Linked DNA regions of Mus musculus: region 1 is linked to region 2. A link is a loop called in an ENCODE intact Hi-C map of the cell type or tissue named here. Cell type or tissue: heart. All regions are shown on one strand. Each heading gives the region's core, and the rest is flanking DNA. Links, peaks and the distances in the headings are about the cores only.

The links. A loop is a pair of places that touch in the nucleus more often than their neighbours do. Peaks named below come from ENCODE experiments on the same cell type or tissue, not always from the same donor. Only the 100,000 strongest peaks of a DNase experiment are listed, where the experiment ranks them.
Region 1: a loop joins it to region 2, with 14 times the contacts of the local background. A loop is called at or near these places in 19 of 42 quality-filtered maps.

Annotation. Positions count from the first base shown.
Region 1 is chr1:14,631,104-14,641,013 of GRCm38, forward strand. No RefSeq gene overlaps it. Among named protein-coding and RNA genes, the nearest start is that of Msc, 120 kb to the right of the region's middle. In heart, for the core only: a CTCF peak has its summit at 4,970; no DNase peak of the experiment used is centred there.
Region 2 is chr1:13,788,575-13,798,484 of GRCm38, forward strand. No RefSeq gene overlaps it. Among named protein-coding and RNA genes, the nearest start is that of Gm26273, 19 kb to the left of the region's middle. In heart, for the core only: a CTCF peak has its summit at 814 (motif pointing right); a DNase peak (open chromatin) is centred at 867.

The DNA.
Region 1 (9,910 bases), core at 1,164-9,163, 840 kb after region 2:
GGCTGATGGAGAAGCAAACTTCTGTGTACTCCCCAAGCTTCAACAGTTTAAAGTAGAGAGATTGTATACAAGATCTGGAGCCTGCCAAGAGTGAGTCCCAGATGCCACATTCCTATCTTCCTAACTTCTACAGGTTTTTAAATTATTATTTCTGACTTGGGTTCTGATATGCATCACTACTGTGGGGTGTACACTCAGAGAGCCTGTTTTCAGGAATGTCTCAGGCACCATGGCATTCCATTCAAGTACTGACTATTACTCTAGGACCTGTGGTGCTACTTTATAAGGGGATTGCAACACACTTTTGTTTCAGAGGTGATGAGACTTTAATTAATTTATCTAAGGACACACTGCAAGTTAGTGCTGGCAATGGATGCTGAAAACCTTCCCCATGTATCTTTGCTATTTTATCTTAAGCTTAACTGATGACTTCCTATCAGTACACAGGTTGCTATTTTCGCATCCATCATGCACACACAAAATAGCACATTTTAAAAGTTAGACTTCTGCCAGTCTTAGCAGATTTGATTTTGTTTTACAGTGTCATCTGTGGTTTGGTGCCTTGAAGTCAGAAAGTAAAGTTGATTCTTAAGCACAGAAAGGGAAAACAGAGCCAGACAAGCATGCATAGGATTCTAAGACCCCGTCCTCTTAGTGCTCTTCCTTACAGCCCTGCTCTACCGCTCAAGTCTGCATTTCCTTGCTCTCCTGGGCTATTTTGACTGACCCTGTGTTGGAAGCAGACCCGCAGCTCACATGAACTGGGTTTCACCTGGGAAGCATGCAGGGGCTGAAAAGAGAGGGGAACTAGGCATTCGAAAGAAAAACGGGAGCTAAGTCAAGATTCCTGATCAAAGCTCAAATGTTTAATGGCAAATGCGCTTATAAAGGGGTTGGGAGGCCCATTCCCACACCAGTTCATTCTTGGAGCCTGGAACCAGCTGCAGGTGAAGACCAGGTGATGACATGCAGGATAGGGTGTAGTCTCCAGAATAGCACAGTGGCCTCTCAGCGGGTATCAGCGGTTGAACAATAGAGTGATCTAGGGAGGAAGGCTCCACCCTAAGTAATCTTAGTGACAGCAAGGTCAAGGTCTGGCTCAGCCTGCTTCGAGGCTGGGGGAGGTTACAACCCTGCCTCTTGTCCTCCTCACCGTGCACTGAGCCTCCCTATCTGTGGTCCTCTTCATACCAGATGACAGTATTGACAATGGGACATGTAACTTGTGGTTTTACTAGCTACCTCTAAGGGGGAGAATAAATTTTCCTGTACTAGAAACTTTTGTCATATAAGCAGAGCACTCTGAGAGAGTCTTGGCAACCTACAATCTACATTTTGTATCCTGCCATTTTGATCCCATACCATATGCTGAAATAAAGTTACAAAGTCTGTTTGTTATCTATTGTTACCATGACAAAGCACCATAGATCTTGTGCCCTTAAGTCACAAAAATTCAATTTCTCATAATTCTAAAGATCAGAAGTTCAAGACCAAGATGTAAGTTGATTTCTCATGAGCTTTCTCTCAGAACATCTGAAATTTAGCCTCAGGTCTCCATATCATCATGGATGATGGGCTTTCCTGCTGTAGTACAGGGAGAAAATGATTTGGCCCTGAAGGTGGAGGTAATGAAGCTTGTGAAAACTCTGTCTGCCTCAGTGAGTGCTGGCCGGTTTTGAGGCTGTTCACTGAATAAAATATTAACGACTCAAAGGGGAAGAGCCATGTAACTTACATGCCAGCAGATTGGTCCAAGTATTATAGCCTTCCATATTTTCTGAACAATGTTCAGTGATGGCTTGGAGGAGCAAGGGGGCTGGCCAAGGGGGTGGGGCAGAGCTTGTAGATGCTGACGTCTTCATGTGTCATTGGATGACCTCTTCTTGTGATACCATTTAGTGTCCCAGTTTTTTCAGATGGGGACACCAAACATATTGGTCAGACTCCAGCATAATTACACATTAATTATGTCATTTAAGGTCCTTTCCTAAACAATAAGAAACAAACAAACAACAAAAAGGTCACATTCTAAATAACTGGGAGTTAGTGTTTTATTAGTGAATTTGTGGGCGAAGACATTTAGCCAAAGCACTTGAAAGAGCTCATTCTCAAGGCTAACACTCCCATTTCATTTCACATCATAGTAAATCTGGAGAGGACTTGGAAGTTAGACCAGCGGTGATGAGATCTGTTATGTGTCCTGCAGCCCAGGGTTTGTCTCACAGACGCCTAAGTTAGTCTGTTCCTTCCGAGTCACACTAATAGCACTCCACAGGGTTGACCTGCAGTGTCCTAGAAAAGAAGCATCATTTACACTAGTTTTACAGCATAGTATTTTCCCAGACCCCTTTGATTTGAGTTGTTGGGCATTCGTGCATGTGTAACTGCAGACCGCTGTTAACCTTGAGTGATAATCCTTATACTGAGATTTATTGTTAAACATTTTTTTCCAGACTACAATGAATATTCAATTTTTTTCCAGTCTATAATGAATATTCAATTAGTTTTCCCAAGAAGACCATATATAATCTTGCCCTTTTGTTTGTTTGGTTTCAAGATGGGGTCTCATATGACCCAGGCTGACTTTGAAGTCACTATGCTGCTGAAGATCCTCTTAAATTCCTGACTTCCCTGCCTCCACCTCTCAAGCGCTGGATGACAAGTGTGCATCACCATGCTTTCCTTCTACAACCATATTATACAATTTCCAGGTACCACTACTACCTTGGTTTCCTTTATGGCACAGTAATCTGTATAAATTAAGAAAAAAATTACTATACTATTTATCTACCGGTTCTTTAGTGGTTTAGTAAGATATTGGTTTAGTGAGTTCCCTTGAGTCTCTGAGCCAGTGCTAGCATTGTCTTGAATAGTAGTTGAGTGATAGGCTGATGAAGAGCCAATATGAATTCTGGGTCAAAATGCATATAAATCTAGCAAGTCATAAGCCAGGGAAATCAACAGAGTAGTTATAACTCATTTGGATGGCACTGATTTTGCTGAGAGCAAGTAAAGTTTTATACTGTACTGAAAAATATACTGAAACATACCCAACCCAAATAGTGCTTAGTTTTAGATAGCAGGAACTTAGGTAATTCTACTTTTCCTCTTCTGTGATTTGCTGTATTTTTCAACGGAACAATATATTTTATTTTTATAGTCAGTAGAAAAAAAATTCATGGAAATTTGTTTGAAAAAGAATAAAAATACACAAATAATCAGTCTAGCACATAATTGGTTAAATTTAACGAGCAATTTGGTATGTTATTCTAAGTCTGTTTGTTTTTTCAAAGTGGCAAAACATATGACCTTAAAATGGCTGCGTTAAACTCTGTAGAGATAGAGGTTGAAGGCTACTTAAACAAGAACATATACACACAAGGCAATCATGGAGAAAGACAATATACCCACAACAAAGCCCTGCAACTTCCTGGTTGACAAAAAGGCTCCTGTGCTCTGGTTCAGAAAGAAGACTTCCAGGCAGGGTCTTAAGCTTTCCTGTCAGACCATTCTGCTGGCTCGTAAGCAGGGTATACCCTCTCATTTGTTGGGGCATGGACACTGACATCTTCTCCATATCTGTTGGAGACAAAGCAGTTGTTAGAGAACAAAAATAGATTGAAAGGGAAGGTTCTAGAACCTATTTCATAGAAGCAGAAAACATTTACTTGGTATTGACAGAACATAAGGTGAGAAACAATTCCCTGTAAGTAAAAGAATTCTACAAATGGTAGAAAGATTCACTAATGTGTTCAGAAAATAACTTACAGGACCCAGCATCAGTCATCGCGTACCCTGGGTATGTAATTGGGAATGAGACAAGGTCCCTGACTTCCTGGTGTTTAAAACCTAGTGGACAAGAGGCAGGATACATAAGGAAATAAACAACAGGCAAAACAACTGTCCCTGTAAATCAAATCACATAGCTATACACTTTCCTTGGATTAGTTATAAGAGTAACAGTGCATGATACTAATGAAGACAATGTTTAGCATAAACATTTTATATTAGGTCTAATAAAGGATGAGGAATACCTTGCCGCTTCTTAAAATGTATTTATTTTCTGTCTAATTACCTGCTTCCTGAACTGGGGATTGAACCTGGGAACTTGAGTATGTCACCTGCTCCATCAAGGAGCCACATTGCTTGCCCCTGCCTTGCCCTTTTAAATGAGGAAACCAAACCAGCAATTTAAATAATATAAGCAAAAAAATTCATTGAAAATTTAAATACTGCAAAACTAGCTACAACAAGAAGAAATTACTAATCTAAAGGGTACTTTAAAAAAGTATTCTGAGCACTTTTATTCCTTTAGATTTCTCTCATCTTTAACCACATAAATAGAGTAAATACATTTAATTTTCATTTCTATATTATCTTTGACTTCTTTGCAAATGTCAGAACATTTCTCAGTCTTGACTTGACCAGCCCCTATAGAGGCAGTGTAAACCCATTTTCTGAAAGGCAACAAGGATGGGTGGGAAAAAGAAAAACAAATTTTGTCAGTGGTGAAATATGCCCAGATCCAACCTTCACTAACCCCATTGTGTAAAACATTGAGAATATTATGAAGAGGAGGCTTACAAGTGTAAATACACTTATTCTCAATGAAATCAACACCGTCCGGCTGATTTGTAACTACTCCCTTAATGCTGCTATAAAGTTTATTGCAGTGAAAACACTGGTTCTACAGATTGCTTTCCTCTTCCTCAGGATGCGTTTGACCTTCGTGGCAATGCTGCTATAAATCTCATAGCCCAACAACCCCTTGTCTGCAAGTGATTTCAAGCACTATCATAAAAATGAAACAGACAGACTTAATTTGAGTTCCAGACTTGAGGAAACTCAACTAAAATATTAGCATAATTTCACTGGGGATGGAGGAAATTGTTAAAATATGTGAATTCTTGAGGGCCTGCAATTTGAGCTGTCCTTTTTTTCTGGCTCTTGGGTGCCACCCAGTGATTAGTTTAGTGGCAAGTTTCTACAGGGCCTGTGAAGCTCAGACAGTCAGAGAAGGGGACAAGGTTGTGAGAGTGGCGAGAGCCACTTTCATAAATTCAATTTGTGGTTAAAGAGTCTTTTCTTAACTTTCATCCCAGGTTGAAGGAGCTGAACATAGAGGATACAGTCACCTTCAATATGTAGACACTGTAGCTGACCCTTTCTGTGAATAAGCAAAAAAACGATATTTAAAATCCAGACCAGATTTTAGCCAGGCAGTAGAGAGGACCAGCCTAGGGAATTCCTGGTCCTTCCTAAGCTCATTCTAAATCTTTCTCTGTACCTGTCTGTGCTGTCCAGTTGCTCTCCCCAGAGTCTGTTTCTGTATCACAAAGGCAGGATGCTCCCTCACCCAGCATGACATCATTATCTCAAAGGCCAGGCAGCTTCTTACCCAGGAGTTAAGTATACAGGCACGACCAAGCACTTTCTTCTACCTTACATACCAACTGCAGATTAATTTTATGTAGATTAGATTCTTTAACAATGCTACATAGTTAGAAATATTGGACTGGGGATTAGTGACATGCTTGGGAGTCAAAACAATAGATACAGATACTCAAAATATAATTAGATAGATGACAGATGGGTGGATAGATGATAGACAGACAGATGATAGACAGACAAACAAATACATGTTACATCAACTACTTTATTTACCTTTGTCTTACTTTCCTTGTGCTAACTTCTCCCAGTACATCTAGTCTGTACTTGGCCAGGGACATATATGAAGGAGCAAGTGAACTGCTGTCCTCAAGCCAACTCCTCTTTGCTCAGCTGCTATTGCATGGTTTCTGAAAGGGAAAAGTATAGAAGATGATCTTCAGGCACCCACAGTCTTTCCATTGTTCTTCCACAGCACGCCCCCTGTGTCACTTCTCAGCCCTTTATCTTCCTACTGTCTGAGATCTACAAATCTCAGTGCCTGAAGAGAGTAAAGCACAGAGCTGTTTGTGATAGTGGCGGTGCCAGTAGCTCTGTTGTCAACCTATGGAGTCAAAACAACAAACTCATAGATAGGAACTAGGAACCACCAGATGGGTCTGACTGGAGGATGCCAAAGTAGACATATCACCTGGAGTGGCCTGTGACCTGTCCCATGTGACTTGAAGAAGATAGAGATCCTCTTTGCTATTATCTAAGCTCATCACCTTTCTTCTGGGTCACTTCCAACAGTCAGGAAGTGGAGGCAAGATCCTCAGGAATCTAAAACCTCCTCCATTACAAAGCAAGTTCAAAACCAGGTTGGAATAGGAGGCCCATTTTTACAAAACATTTGGGGCTTTGATGAGATTAGTCTCTTTAGTCCATCTAGTAATCTATTGATTGCTTACGTATTTCATGTCCTGTGTATTTGTGTGTCGCTTAAAATTTATAATCACTATTTATTGTTATTATCTTCTCTTTCATGCTTGCATAAACTGGGGCACAGTACCTCCCATGGGAGAGAAACTTTTACTCTTGTTCTTAGAAAGGCTCTGCTTCCTTAAGGAAATGTCAGATGAGCATGTCATCCCATTGATACAGCAGCCAGAACAAACCCATCTTTAAATAATGACATCACCAATATATTGGATAAAATTGTTTCCTAGTCCTGATTGTCAGAAGCTGTCAATTAGATTAGGACATAATTACTATTTGTCCCCCACCCTATAACTGAACAAACTGTCCTTTTATTTGTGAACTGTTAATAACCATAATTCTCATAGAATGAGGTCAACAATTGACTTATTTTGTTCAGGAATGAACGGCTTCCTATTTGTGATAGGAAGACAGCTATGTTTCTGCCTTTCTAGAAAGTATTAGAAGATGGTTTGCAGAAACTTTTGAAGAAACGTTGGAAACGTTATATTATTTGCAATGTAAATAAAAATGGCCAATGCTGTCTCCCGAGTTCTCTGTGAAGCAGAGCAGCACGTTCTGTGCTGAAGAAGGATCCACAATCAATTCCTTTCTGATTCCTCGCCTTCAACTGCAATGTGGACCAATAGAGGGCACCTTAATGCTCATCTGTGTTCATAAAGCTTTCTCTGAGGAAAAGTAGGCCAGGAATTATCTCCCTTTGGGGAGGATGGGATGTCAAAGATACAAATGGGTTGGTGTAAGACGGTCAGTGATGCTCAGGAAATATACATTCTGTGATTCAAAATTAACCTGAGCATTGACATCTTTTTAATCAGACATTAGCAGTCATCCACTTCTCAGTTGTGAAGAGAATTATCATCTCACTGTTCCTGCTAGATGTCACTCCACCAACAAAACCTTTCTCCACATTCTTTTCCTTCTCCTCACCTCTCACCTCCTTCTGTCTGTTTCATTCTTCTTTGTGGCACTGAAGAGATCATTCCTGTATGTGGTTCCTAATAGTTACCACCAGCTAAAATGTAAACTTCTGAAGGCAGAGCCATTTTCCATGCTGCAAAAGTATTTAACCAAGTAATCGGTGTAGGCATTAATATTACAAAGTCTTAGTAATTTGGTTAATGTAATTCTGTTTTTTTTAAGATTATATGAGTTGCATTCCTTATGCATAGTAAGATCTTGCTTTCTCCTGTTTTGATGCTACTATAACAAAATGCTCAAAAATAAATAGGCAACAAACAATAGGTTTATTCTTACATTTCAAAAGCTTGGAAGCCCTGAGTTCTTCCCTAGCTAGATACCACATGGTATATCATCCTGTGGTGGAAAGCACAAGGGAAAGAAACACAGACAGGGAACCGGCTGAATTCAACATTTTATCAAGGGTCTTGATAAAGGCACTCTCATGGTGCTGATTTAACACCTTTTTCAATTCACCTGTTAAAGTTCTCCCACTGTCAGTCAATGCTCTTGAAGCACATTTCAATTTCTAGAACATGAACTTTGGGAGTGTGCCCAAAGCATAGCAGTACTATAGGAATGTCTCACTGGCTTGGGGTGGGGGTGGGAGCAGCAGTTTTCCCATTGGTCCACACACAACCCTTCATTCTTCACCTCACTAAAAACATGAAACTAGAGTCAAGTTCTGTAATGGCTCATGGGTGGCCAAGATATCCTGTTAGGTTAAGTGATTCATGCATTTAATGATGCTCAGCATCCATAGAGGCCACTGTGATGCTTTCTAAAGACCCCCTTCCCCCGCCCTGCCCCCAAGGATTAAACCCTCAGTTTTTTTCTGGGCTGGACTGCTTCTGAGGTCAATCCTATACTTCAACCTGCATCCAGACTGCACCTTAACGAACAAAGACGAAGCTATTCTGTCTTTTCCGGGCTTAGAGCAAACCTCCTGTCTTTCTTTAGTATATTCTCCTAGACAATCATTGTCCTAAAGGAGATTTATAGCAAAGAATTTGATTTTAATTCAAATTAAAATTGTGTCATGTTCTCACTCCCACAATTTCTATCTGAACCTCGTGTTGAGTGTTCCTGAATCATGTCCTTGTCTTAAACCGTCAGAAGCCACAAGCCTGAGCTGAGTTAGCCAGAGTAGCCAGTGTTGTACAACTCTTCGGTTCTCATGGAGTGAGGTGCACTATTGACCTCTCACAGTAATTGTTATTCCAGAGTCCTTGAGTATTATCACAGTCTGATTGGAAGGAGCCTTGGACTCTGCATCAAGGAACTTGAAGATGACCAACTTTTCCCTGATCCTTGGACATTTGAAGGAGTTTGGCTGGTATAGCTGGACAAGGTCTGGCATGAAGAGGACTTCTGGGAGTAGTAGCCTGATGGGGACTCTGAAGCCAGGTCTGCCCAGGAAAATTAGGAAAAAAAGTGCTATGCTCACCTGATTTTTCACTTTCTAACTTTATTTTAAAATTTTTCTGCACTGAGAATCTGAAGGGACAAAGGGAAGAAAGATGACTGCTGGCTGCTATTCACCTGATGCCGAGGGAAATTCCTCCACAGGCAATTCTATGTTGTTTCCACACTGTCTTCCCTGGAACATCTTCAAGTTTTTTGTGACCATCAAGGTCCTTCATGTTTTGTTCCTGTCAGCCTTTTGGGTGCCCTGGACCTGACCCTTATAGTACTCGGGAAAATACTGTTGAATGAATCAACAGACATATGATTACATGGAATTCTAAAGTTTAAGAGAGTCTTCCTAATTAAGCAACAGCTTTATCAGCTGATGAATGAGCAAGCTCCTTTTAGACATACACAAACAGTAAAGAAGATAAGTTATTAGTTTGCCGAAAGTTGAAATACAGGGTCTAGAGTTTAAGTCCTGCTCCACACAAGGACACTGCATCTTTCCATATGGTATTATAACTGAACCTGGAGCCTTACACAAATAAGGAGGGCATTTGCTTTCTATTGTTACTGTTTTGGTTTTTGTTTGTTCCTTTGTTTTGAGATGAAGTCTTATTTTGTACTCCAGGTTGGTCTTGAAGTCAAGACTTTCTTGCTTCTGCCTACTAAGTGCTGAGATTACAGATGTGTGCCAGAAAAAGTGTGTGCAATATCATCCTGGTCACTGTAAGTTTTCTAATTGACTTTTCTTGCTGTAGTCAATTTCATGTTTTCAAAAGTCATTGCCTTGAGTGGCTGGGTTATGAGCAATTAAGTAGCATTTAATGCAGGGCTGTTGATAGACATTCTGTTCTTAGCACTGCTGAATACACTGAAAGTAAGATTTGCTCATGCTATTGTTTCTATTGTAAGACTGGTATAGATCAAACAGTCATCTCTTCATGTGGCTCTCACAACATGTACACATTGTATCTAAGCTGCATGCTGTTCAAAGATTGAAATCTGGTACACAAGAGGACATTTTCTGTTTAAGTTTCCACAACCCCTGTTGATAATGTTTTCTGACTCAGCACTAAGCATTTATAAGGTTCTAAGATAAAACGTTTGGGTACTAGCACACTTATCAATAGGACATTAAGAAATATAGGGCACATGAGGAGGAGGAAGAAAA
Region 2 (9,910 bases), core at 764-8,763:
CATTGCCCTTGGAAACTGTAAGCGGCTGCCATATTCCTTGGAGCTGAAGGTGCCTGATGTGGGTGCTGGGAATTGAATGGGGGTCCTCTGCAGGTTCTGTGCATACTTTAAATCTCAGGATTGTCTGTCTGTCCAGAGCCAACTGCACTGTTCTCAAAAAGACTGGTTTGATGAATGAAGTCAAGGTGAGAAAGTCTTAGCCAGTTTCTGATTTATATCAATTAAATTACTTGGAAATGTATACTTAGATGGGGAAACAACGTCCTAAACTCACTCTCTTGTGTCCTGGAGTGCTGGGTTTTGCCTGGACATGCAATATAAACTGAGAATGTTCCCAGTGACTTTTTTACTAAAAAGGGAAATTAGACTTCCTGAAGCTCTGTCTTTGCACATGGAGGCTGATACGATTTCTGTTTGCTACATGAAAACCGTACTTTTCACGAGGCTAGGGTTCCCATAGGAGACTTTGTGACTTAGTCTATTTCTGTATATCTTTGCCAAACGTTAGAGTCACCATACTCGTTATAAAAATGTGTTAATACTGGCATAAACACAAAGACGATTTTATCTGCATGATTTTAGTGAACCGTTTGGACACAATTAGAAATTCTTGCAAAATGTGTTTGTCATCTGTTTTTCCTTTTTTTTATTATGCTCTTAATATAGTTTGCCCAAATTCCTCAGCAAAAATTTCTATCTGTCAGTCTTCCTGGCAGAAGACGACGGTGAGATTTTCACAATGAAAAAGAAACCAAAGCCTTTTGAATGATATTATGTGTTTTGGGACAAGGGCCGCACCTGAGATCACAGCTGCCAGCAGATGGCAGCACCCCTTCATGGAATCTGCTCGGCAGACACATGGCAAGTAAAGAGATACCCCAGTGAAATCACATGCCATTTCTGAGAAACGCGATAGCCTTGGCCGAGAAGGAGCCCCATTTACCATGATCTGGCCGCTACTATCTCATCTCTCTGTTCTGTTTGATTATTCTGCAGCTCAGCATTTTGCATACACCAGCCTACAAGTCTCTCATATGGCTACCGAGTATGTGTGGAGTTCACTCCTTCAGCAGTAACCCTCATGCAGCGCTTTGCTGTGTCTTCATTTCTGTTGGCTCATGTACTTGCCTAAGTGATGTTTTTTAATGTTGTGTACTGAATGATGAGAAAACTCTGAGGCCCGATACATTAGTATTCTATCAAAATAAAAAATTGGCGGACTGAAGGGATGACCTGGAGTTTATTTCAAGTACCATGCCAGGTGGCCCACAATTGCCTGTAACTCCAGCTCCAGGGGATCTGATGCCCTATTCTGTTTTCCTTAGGTATCCATCCCCACAGATACAGAGCTTGTGCAAACGCATGCGCGCATTCTCTCCCTCTCTCTCTCTCCCTCTCCCCCCCTCTCTCTTTCTCTCTCATACACTCACCACCCCCCTACACCAATAAAAAATAAAAACAAATCTTTAAATATGAATTTGGAGCCTGTGGACACCACAGGAGCTCTTTTGCTTGTGGCGGGTTGGCTGTCTGCTCTTTCTTTATTTCCTGCTTCCTGGGGCCCAGTGGGATGCTTCTAGAATAACACTGGATTCTTACTTACAACATCTACTTGTGAAGTATGGTAGATTTCCGGAGACTGGCTAGATATGGAAACTTCCAAGTCCTTTGAGGCCTATTTAAAAATATATTTTTTTTCCTTCCACAGGAAAGTCTCTCTGGCCTTATGGATGTTCATGTATTAGAATACTTTTGGCTAGAATAGAAAACTCATCCCAAATTGTCTTAAATAATAAGTATATATATATTAATGATAAGGTTCCCAAATGAAGTAATCTTCTGAATCAGTTAATTCAGAGGCTAGACCATGTCCTTGGGCATAGGTTCATTGAGGTCTTTGTCAATTGCTCATCCTTTTTTCTGGTTTTCAGACTGTTGTATGTCAGATCATCACATCAATGCCTGGGTAGCCTGTCTTTGAACAGACCACCAAAGAGAGGCCAGGAATCAAGCAGCTTTCCAGGAGCGATCATTTGGCTCAGGCAGAGTGCCTGGAGAAATTCACAATGTTTACTGTGGAATATTTGGAACTCTTTTTTACCCTAACCCTGTCTTTAAGTAGGTTCCCATGTTCTGTCAGTCCCTTGGAAGTTTGAACACAAAGTGTCAAAAGAGTTGCTATGTCTGACTGGAAGATGTCTTTTTTGTTGGTGAGTAAAAAGGTGGACTCTGAATTTACAAAGCTTTTGGATGAATAGGTGTCTAAAATGGTGTTCTGATGGCTACACTGAAATTATTCCACTAATTATTTGAACTGCATGAAGCAGGTTTTTGTTTTTTAATAATGGTGAAACTTAAGAGAGACTTTAATTTTTTAAAAAATTTTATTTCTCTAAGTTTTCTGTTTTTTTTTTAATTGGATATTTTATTTATTTATATTTCAAATGTTAACCCCTTTCCCAGTTTCCCCTCTGGAAACCGGCTACCCCATCCTCCCTCTCCCTGATTCTATGAGGGTGTTCCTCTACCAACCCACCCAATCCTGCCTCTTTGCCCAGGCATTCCCCTACACTGGGGCATTGAACACCTTCAGGCCCAAGGGCCTCACCTCCAATTTATGTCCAGCAAAGCCATCCTCTGCTACTTGTGAGTTAATTGGTTGGTGGTTTAGTCCTTGGGAGCTCTGGGGGGGGGGGTCTGATTGGTTGATATTGTTATTCTTCCTATGGGGTTTCAAACTGTTTCAGCTCCTTCAGTCCTTTCTTTAACTGCTCCTCTGGGGATCCTGTGCTCAATCTAATGGTTGGCTGCTGGCATTGGCCTTGTATTTGTCAGGTGCTGTGGACTGTACTCAGTCGGCCCCTCAACCCACGGGAGAATCAGAATCCCAGTACCCATGTGGGCAAGAAGTCATCGGGGTGACAAACAGACGCGAACAGAATGGAATGTTGATCTGATTGTAATTTCTCAAAGCAAGCATCAGACTTATATTACAGAAGAAAACAAGGAAGTTAGGTGATACATTAAGGTCAGCCAAGGTACAGTGAGGCTGTCCAATGCAAAATGACTCTTTACACAAAACAGAAAAACGCATACACAAAAGCTAACAGGAACCAGGCAGTGTTTACAACTGGGATAAAAAGCAGCCCCACCTAAGGTTAGCTTATTCTTAGAAACCAGGGGCAAGGGCTTCATGCCCTTGCCATAGTTCCAATTCTAGTATATTGTATGATCCATCTTCTCCCTAGGCCATTATAAATTCCTGTATATGGGAGTGATTCATCTGTTAGTCTAAGTATTTACTCTAGCTCCTTCTTAGACCACAGCCTTCCTTCTTCCTAGCCCATTGTAAATTCCTGCACATGGGAGTGACTCGGCTGTTATTCTAAGCTTACTTTGTAGACTAACCCTGAGATTTCTAGCTCTTTTCCAGTAAATTGTAATGCCTGATTTCTTTCACCATCTCTCTGTCAACACTGGAGGCTTTTCATCTGAATAAGTAGCATTCTTACAAAATTCAAAGCCCAAGGTTGGCCCAACGATTTCCTAGGATATTGGAACACTGGTGGAGGCTAATCTAACTTAGGTATATGTCAAAATCATTCCTTGGAGGCACTTATAATAAAACAATATTGAAAGAAAATACACAGATTCATTCACAAACTGATATAGGGACAAGTTTGGAGCATTCATGCTAAGGGATGCCAAGACTAATAGGAGACTAAGTTTCTGTAAAACTCTTTGCCTCAAAACTGTGTCCAAGCATTTGGGCTTGCCACACAGACTCCACTGGAGTGGGTGTGGCAGTCAGGCTCTGGCAGAGCTTCTCAGGAGATACTTGTACCAGGCTCTTGTCAGCAAGCACTCCTTGGCATCTGCTGTAGTGTCTAGGTTCGGTGACTGCATATTAAGTGGATCCCCTGGTGGGGCAGACTCTGGATGGCCTTTCCTTCAGTCTCTGCTCCACACTTTGTCTCTACATTTCCTTCCTTGAGTATTTTGTTTCCCCTTCTAAGAAGAACTGAATCATCCACACTTTGGTCTTCCTTCTTCTTGAGCTTCCTTTGGTCTGTGAATTGTATCTTGGGTATTCCAAGCTTTTGGGCAAATAGTCACTAATCAGTGAGTACATACCATGTGTATTTTTTTTTGTGATGGGGTACCTCACTCAGAATGATGTTTTCTAATTCCATTCATTTGCCAATAAATAAATAAATAAATAAATAAATAAATAAATAAATAAAATCATGAATTCCTTGTTTTTAATAGCTGAGTAGTACTCCATTGCATAAATGTAGCACATTTTCTGTATCCATTCCTCTGTTGAGTGACATCTGGGTTCTTTCCAGCTTCTGGCTTTTATAAACAAGGCTACTATGAACATAGTGGATCATGTGTCCTTGTTATATGTTAGAGCATCTTTTGGGTATATGCCCAGGAGTGGTATAGCTGGTTCCACAGGCAATACTATGTCCAATTTTCTGAGGAACCACCAGACTGATTTCCAGAGTGGATGTACCAGCTTTCAATCCCACCAGCAATGGAGGAGTGTTCCTCTTTCTCCGCATCCTTGCCAGTGTCTGCTGTCATGTGAGTTTTGGATCCTAGCCATTCCGACTGGAAGTAAGGTGGAATCTCAGGGTTGTTTTGATTTGCACTTCCTGGATGAATAAGGATGTTGAGCATTTCTTTAGGTGCTTCTCAGCCATTTGGTATTCTTCATATTAATAATTTAATAGGGTTACTTGGTTCTCTGGAGTCTAAATTTATGAGTTCTTTGTATATATTGGATATTAGCCCTCTATCAGATGTAGGGTTGGTAAAGATCCTTTCCCAATCTATTGGTTGCTGTTTTGTCCTATTGACAGTGTGCTTTGCCTCACCATATATCCCCCTCTGTGAAGCAAAAGATTAAGTACAAACTGTGCTATTTGGAGATCCCATGGCCTATGCTGGGCCTATGCTTTTTGCCTTGTTGGTGCCCTTGCTAGATTGGCCTTCCATCACTCCTTTTATGAAAGTCACATTCACAGAACAATGGAAGCAAATTTTTATTCCTCTTGACTGGGAAAGAGAACTAGAAGCTTTGCAATTTTATGAGGTCCCATTTGTTGATTGTTGATCTTAGAGTATAGGCCAGTGGTGTTATGTTCTGGAAAATTCCCCCTGTGCTAATGTCTTCGAGATTCTTTTCTACTTTCTCTTCTATTATATTCAGTGTATCTGGTTTTATATGGAGGTCCTTGATCCACTAGGACTTGAGCTTTCTACACGGACATTAGAATGGATTGATTTGCATTCTTCTACATGCTGACTTCCAGTTGAACCAGCACTATTTGTTGAAAATGTTGTTTTTTTCCACTAGATGGTTTTATTTCCTTTGCCAAAGATCAAGTGATGATATGTGTGTGGGTTCATTTCTGTTCCATTGATTTACCTGACTGTAAATGTATCAATACCATACAGGTTTTATCACTATTGTTCTATAATATAGCTTGAGGTCAGGGATGGTGATTCCCCCAGAAGTTATTTTTTTGTTGAGACTACTTTTTACTATCCTGAGTATTTTGTTATTCCAAATGAATTTGAAAGTTGCTTTTTCTAACTTTATGAAGAATTGAGTTGGAATTTTGATGGGGATTGCATTGAATTTGCAGACTGCTTTCAGCAAGATAGCCATTTTTACTATATTAATCCTGCCAATTCTTGAGCATGGGAGATCTTTCTATCTTCTGAGATCTTCTTCGATTTCTTTCTTCAGAAACTTGAACTTCTTGTCATACAGATTTTTCACTTCCTTAGTTAGAGTCACACCAAGGTATTTTATACTTGCTTGTTTAGAGTCATACCAAGATATTTTATATTATTTGTGACTACTGTGAAGGGTGTCATGTCCCTAATTTCTTTCTCAGCCTATTTATCCTTTGACTATAGGAAGGCTCTTGATTTGTCTGAGTTAATTTTATATCTGGCCACTTTGCTCAAGTTGTTTATCAGCTGTAGGAGTTCTCTGGTGGAATTTTGGGGGTCACTTAAGTATACTATCATATCATTTGCAAATAGTGATATTTGACTTCTTTCTTTCCAGTTTGTATCTGTTTGACTTCCTTTTGTTGTCTAATTGGTTTGGCCAGAACTTTGAGTATTATATTGAATAGGTAGAGAGAGAGTGGGCAGCCTTGTCTAGTCCTTTATTTTCGTTGGATTGCTTCAAGTTTCTCTCCATTTAGTTTGATATTGGCTACTGGTTTGCTGTATATTGCTTTTATTATGTTTAAGTATGGGCCTTGAATATCTGATCTTTCCAAGACTTTTATCATGAATGGTTGTTGGATTTTGTCAAATGCTTTCTCAGCATCTAATGAAATGATCATGTAATTTTTTTTTTCTTTGAGTTTGTGTATGTGATTACATTGATGGATTTTCGTATATTGAACCATCCCTGCATCCCTGGAATGAAGCCTACTTGATCATGATGGATGATTGTTTTGCTGTGTTCTTAGATTCAGTTTGTGAGAATTTTATTGAGTATTTTTGCTTCAATATTCATAGGGGCAATTGGTCTGAAGTTCTCTTTCTTTGTTGGGTCTCTGTGATTATGTATAAGCATACTTGTGGCCTCATAGACTGAATCTGGTAGTGTTCCTTCTGTTTCTATTTTGTGGAAGAGTTTGAAGAGTATTGGTATTAGGTCCTCTTTGAAGATTGTGTGCCCTTCCTCTAACCTTGAGTAGGCTAAACAAATCCCTGATGGTTTTATAACCTGGCTGGCATTGAGCCTGGTTTCACTTCATTTGCAATTTCCTCCCTTCCATACCAGAACTTTGAGGAGTTCACTGACTTCTGAGCTTGCTTTGCAACTCAATCCAGCTGAAACAAAGGATGGGTTTTGCCTATATAAAGGCAGTGCTAAAAATTAAACTTTGAGCCCTGAAATCTTTGTCTTGGCTTCATCCTTCTCTTGCCTGCCTGTCCTTTTTCATTTGCAGACTACCTTTCAAGTACCCAGTTCTCCATGGCTGCTGGACAGCTATAGAAGATCTGATAGAATTCTGGACTAAACCCATCTAGATCTGGGCTTTTTTTGGCTGGGAGATTTTTAATGATTCTATTTCTTTGGGTGTAATGGGATGGTTTAGATAGTTTACCTGATCCTGACTTAACTTTGGTAGCTGGTATCTGTCTAGTAAAGTGTCCCTTTCATCCATATTTTCAAGTTTTGTTTAGTATAGGCTTTTGAAGTAGGATCTAATAATTTTTTGGTTTTCCTTAGTTTCTGTTGTTATATCTTCCTTTCCACTTCTGGTTTGTTAATTTGGATACTTTCTCTGTGCCTTCTGGCTAGTCTGGATAAGAGTATCTCTACCTTGCTGATTTTTTTCAAAGAACCAGCTCCTGGTTTTATTGATTCTTTGTATAGTTCTTTTGTTTCTACTTGGTTGAATTCTGCCCTGAGTTTGATTATTTTTTGCTGTCTACAACTCCCAGGTTTATTTGCTTCTTTTTGTTCTAGAGCTTTCAGATGTGCTGTCAAACTGCTAGTGTATGCTCTCTCCAGTTTCTTTTCAGAGTCACTCAGAGCTATGAGTTTTCTTCTTATCGCTGCTTTCATTGTATTAAGTTTGGGTATGTTGTGCTTTGTTTTCATTAAATTCTAAAGTCTTTACTTTCTTCCTTTATTTCTTCCTTGACCAAGTTATCATCGAGTAGAGTGTTGTTCAGCTTCCATGTGTATGTGGGTTTTCTGTTATTCTGTTTTGTTGTTATTGAATACCAGCCTTAGCCCATGGTGATCTGATAGGATGCATGGGATTATTTCAATCTTCTTGTGTCTGTTGAGATCTATTTTGTGACCAAATAATGGTCAATTTTGGTGAAGGTACCATGAGGTGCTGAGAAGAAGGTATATTTTTTTGTTTTAGGATGAAATGTTCTATAGATAACTGCTAAATCCACTGGGCTCATAACTTCTGTTAGTTTCACTGTGTCTCTGTATAGTTTCTGTTTCCATGATCTGCTCATTGCTTAGGGCGGGATGTTGAAGTCTCCCACTATTATTGTGTGAGGTGCAATGTGTGCTTTGAACTTTAGTAAAGTGTTTTTTTTTTTTTTTTTTTTTGTGTGTGTGTGTGTGTGTGTGTGTGTGTGTGTGTGTGAGAATATAGATGCCCTTTCATTTGAAGCATAGATGTTCGGAATTGAGAGTTCATCTTGGTATATTTTTCCTTTGATGAGTATGAAGTGTCCTTCCTTATCTTTTTTGACAACTTTCTGTTGAGAGTCAATTTTATCCAATATTACAATGGCTACTCCAGCTTGTTTCTTGGGACCATTTTCTTGGCAATTTTTTTTCTAGCCTTTTATTCTGAGGTAGAGTCTCTCTTTGTCACCGAGGTGCATCTCCTATATGCAGCAAAATTCTGGGTCCTGTTTATGTATCCAGTCTTTTGGTCTATGTCTTTTTATTGGGAAATTGAGTCTATTGATGTTAAGACATATTAAGGAAAAGTGATTGTTGGTTCCTGTTGTTTTTGCTGTTAGTGATGGAATTATGTTTGTGTGATTATCTTCTTTTGGGTTTGTTGAAAGAAGATTACTTTCTTGCTTTTTCTAGGGTGTAGTTTACCTCCTTGCATTGGAGTTTTCCATCTTTTATCCTTTGTAGGTCTGGATTTGTGGAAAGATACTGTGTAATTTTTTTTTTTTTTTTTTTTTTTTTTTTTTGCCATGGAATATCTTGTTTTCTCCGTCTATGGTAATTGAGAGTTTTGCTGGGTATAGTAGCCTGGGCTGGCATTTGTGTTCTCTTAGGGTCTGTATGACATCTGTCCAGGATCTTCTGGCTTTTATAGTCTCTGGTGAGAAGTCTGGTGTAATTCTCATTGGTCTGCCTTTATATATTACTTGACCCTTTTCCCTCATTGCTTTTAATATTATTTCTTTGTTTTGTGCATTTGGTGTTTTGATTATTATGTGATGAGAGGAATTTCTTTTCTGGTCCAATGTATTCAGAGTTCTGTGGTCTTTTTGTATGTTTCTGGGCATCTCTTTCTTTAGGTTAGGGATTTGTTGAAGATATTTGCTGGCCCTTTAAGTTGGGAATCTTCACTCTCTTCTACACCTATTATTGTTAGGTTTGGTCTTCTCATTGTGTCCTGGATTTCCTGGATGTTTTGGGTCAGGAGACTTTTGCCTTTTCTTTGACCTTTTTGTCCATGTTTTCTATGGTATCTTCTGCCCCCAAGATTCTCTCTTCTATTTCTTATATTCTGTTGGTGATGCTTGCATCTATGGCTCCTGATCTCTTGTGTAGGTTTTTTATCTCTAGGATTTTCTCCCTTTGTGGTTTCTTTATTTTTTCTATTTATATTTTCAGATCATGGATGGTTTTGTTCAATTCCATCACCTATTTGGTTGTGTTCTCCTGTAATTCTTTAAGGGATTTTTGTGTTTTATCTTTAAGGGTTTCTAGCTGTTTACCTGTGTTCTCCTGTATTTCTATAAGGGAGTTATTCATGTCCTTCTTAAAGTCTTCTATCATTATGAGATGTGATTTTAAATCTGAATCTTGCTTTTCCAGTGTGTTGGGGTATCCAGGACCTCTTGTGGTGGGAGAACTGGGTTCTGATGATGTCAAGTAGCCTTGGTTTCTGTTGTTTAGGTTCTTTTGCTTGCCTCTCACCATTTGGTTACCTCTGTTGTTAGTTGGCTTTGCTCTCTGACTGGAGCTTGTCCTTCCTGTGGGCCTGTGAGCCTGTGAGCCTGTGATCTTCTCGGGAGGCCAGTTCTCTCCTGGTGAGTTTGGGTGTGGAGGGCTGTGTCCTTAGCTCCGGGACACAGATGGGGACAGGAAGGATACTTTCTCTAGTTGTTCACTGTTCCTGTGCCTAGACTTTAATTTTTATTTTTA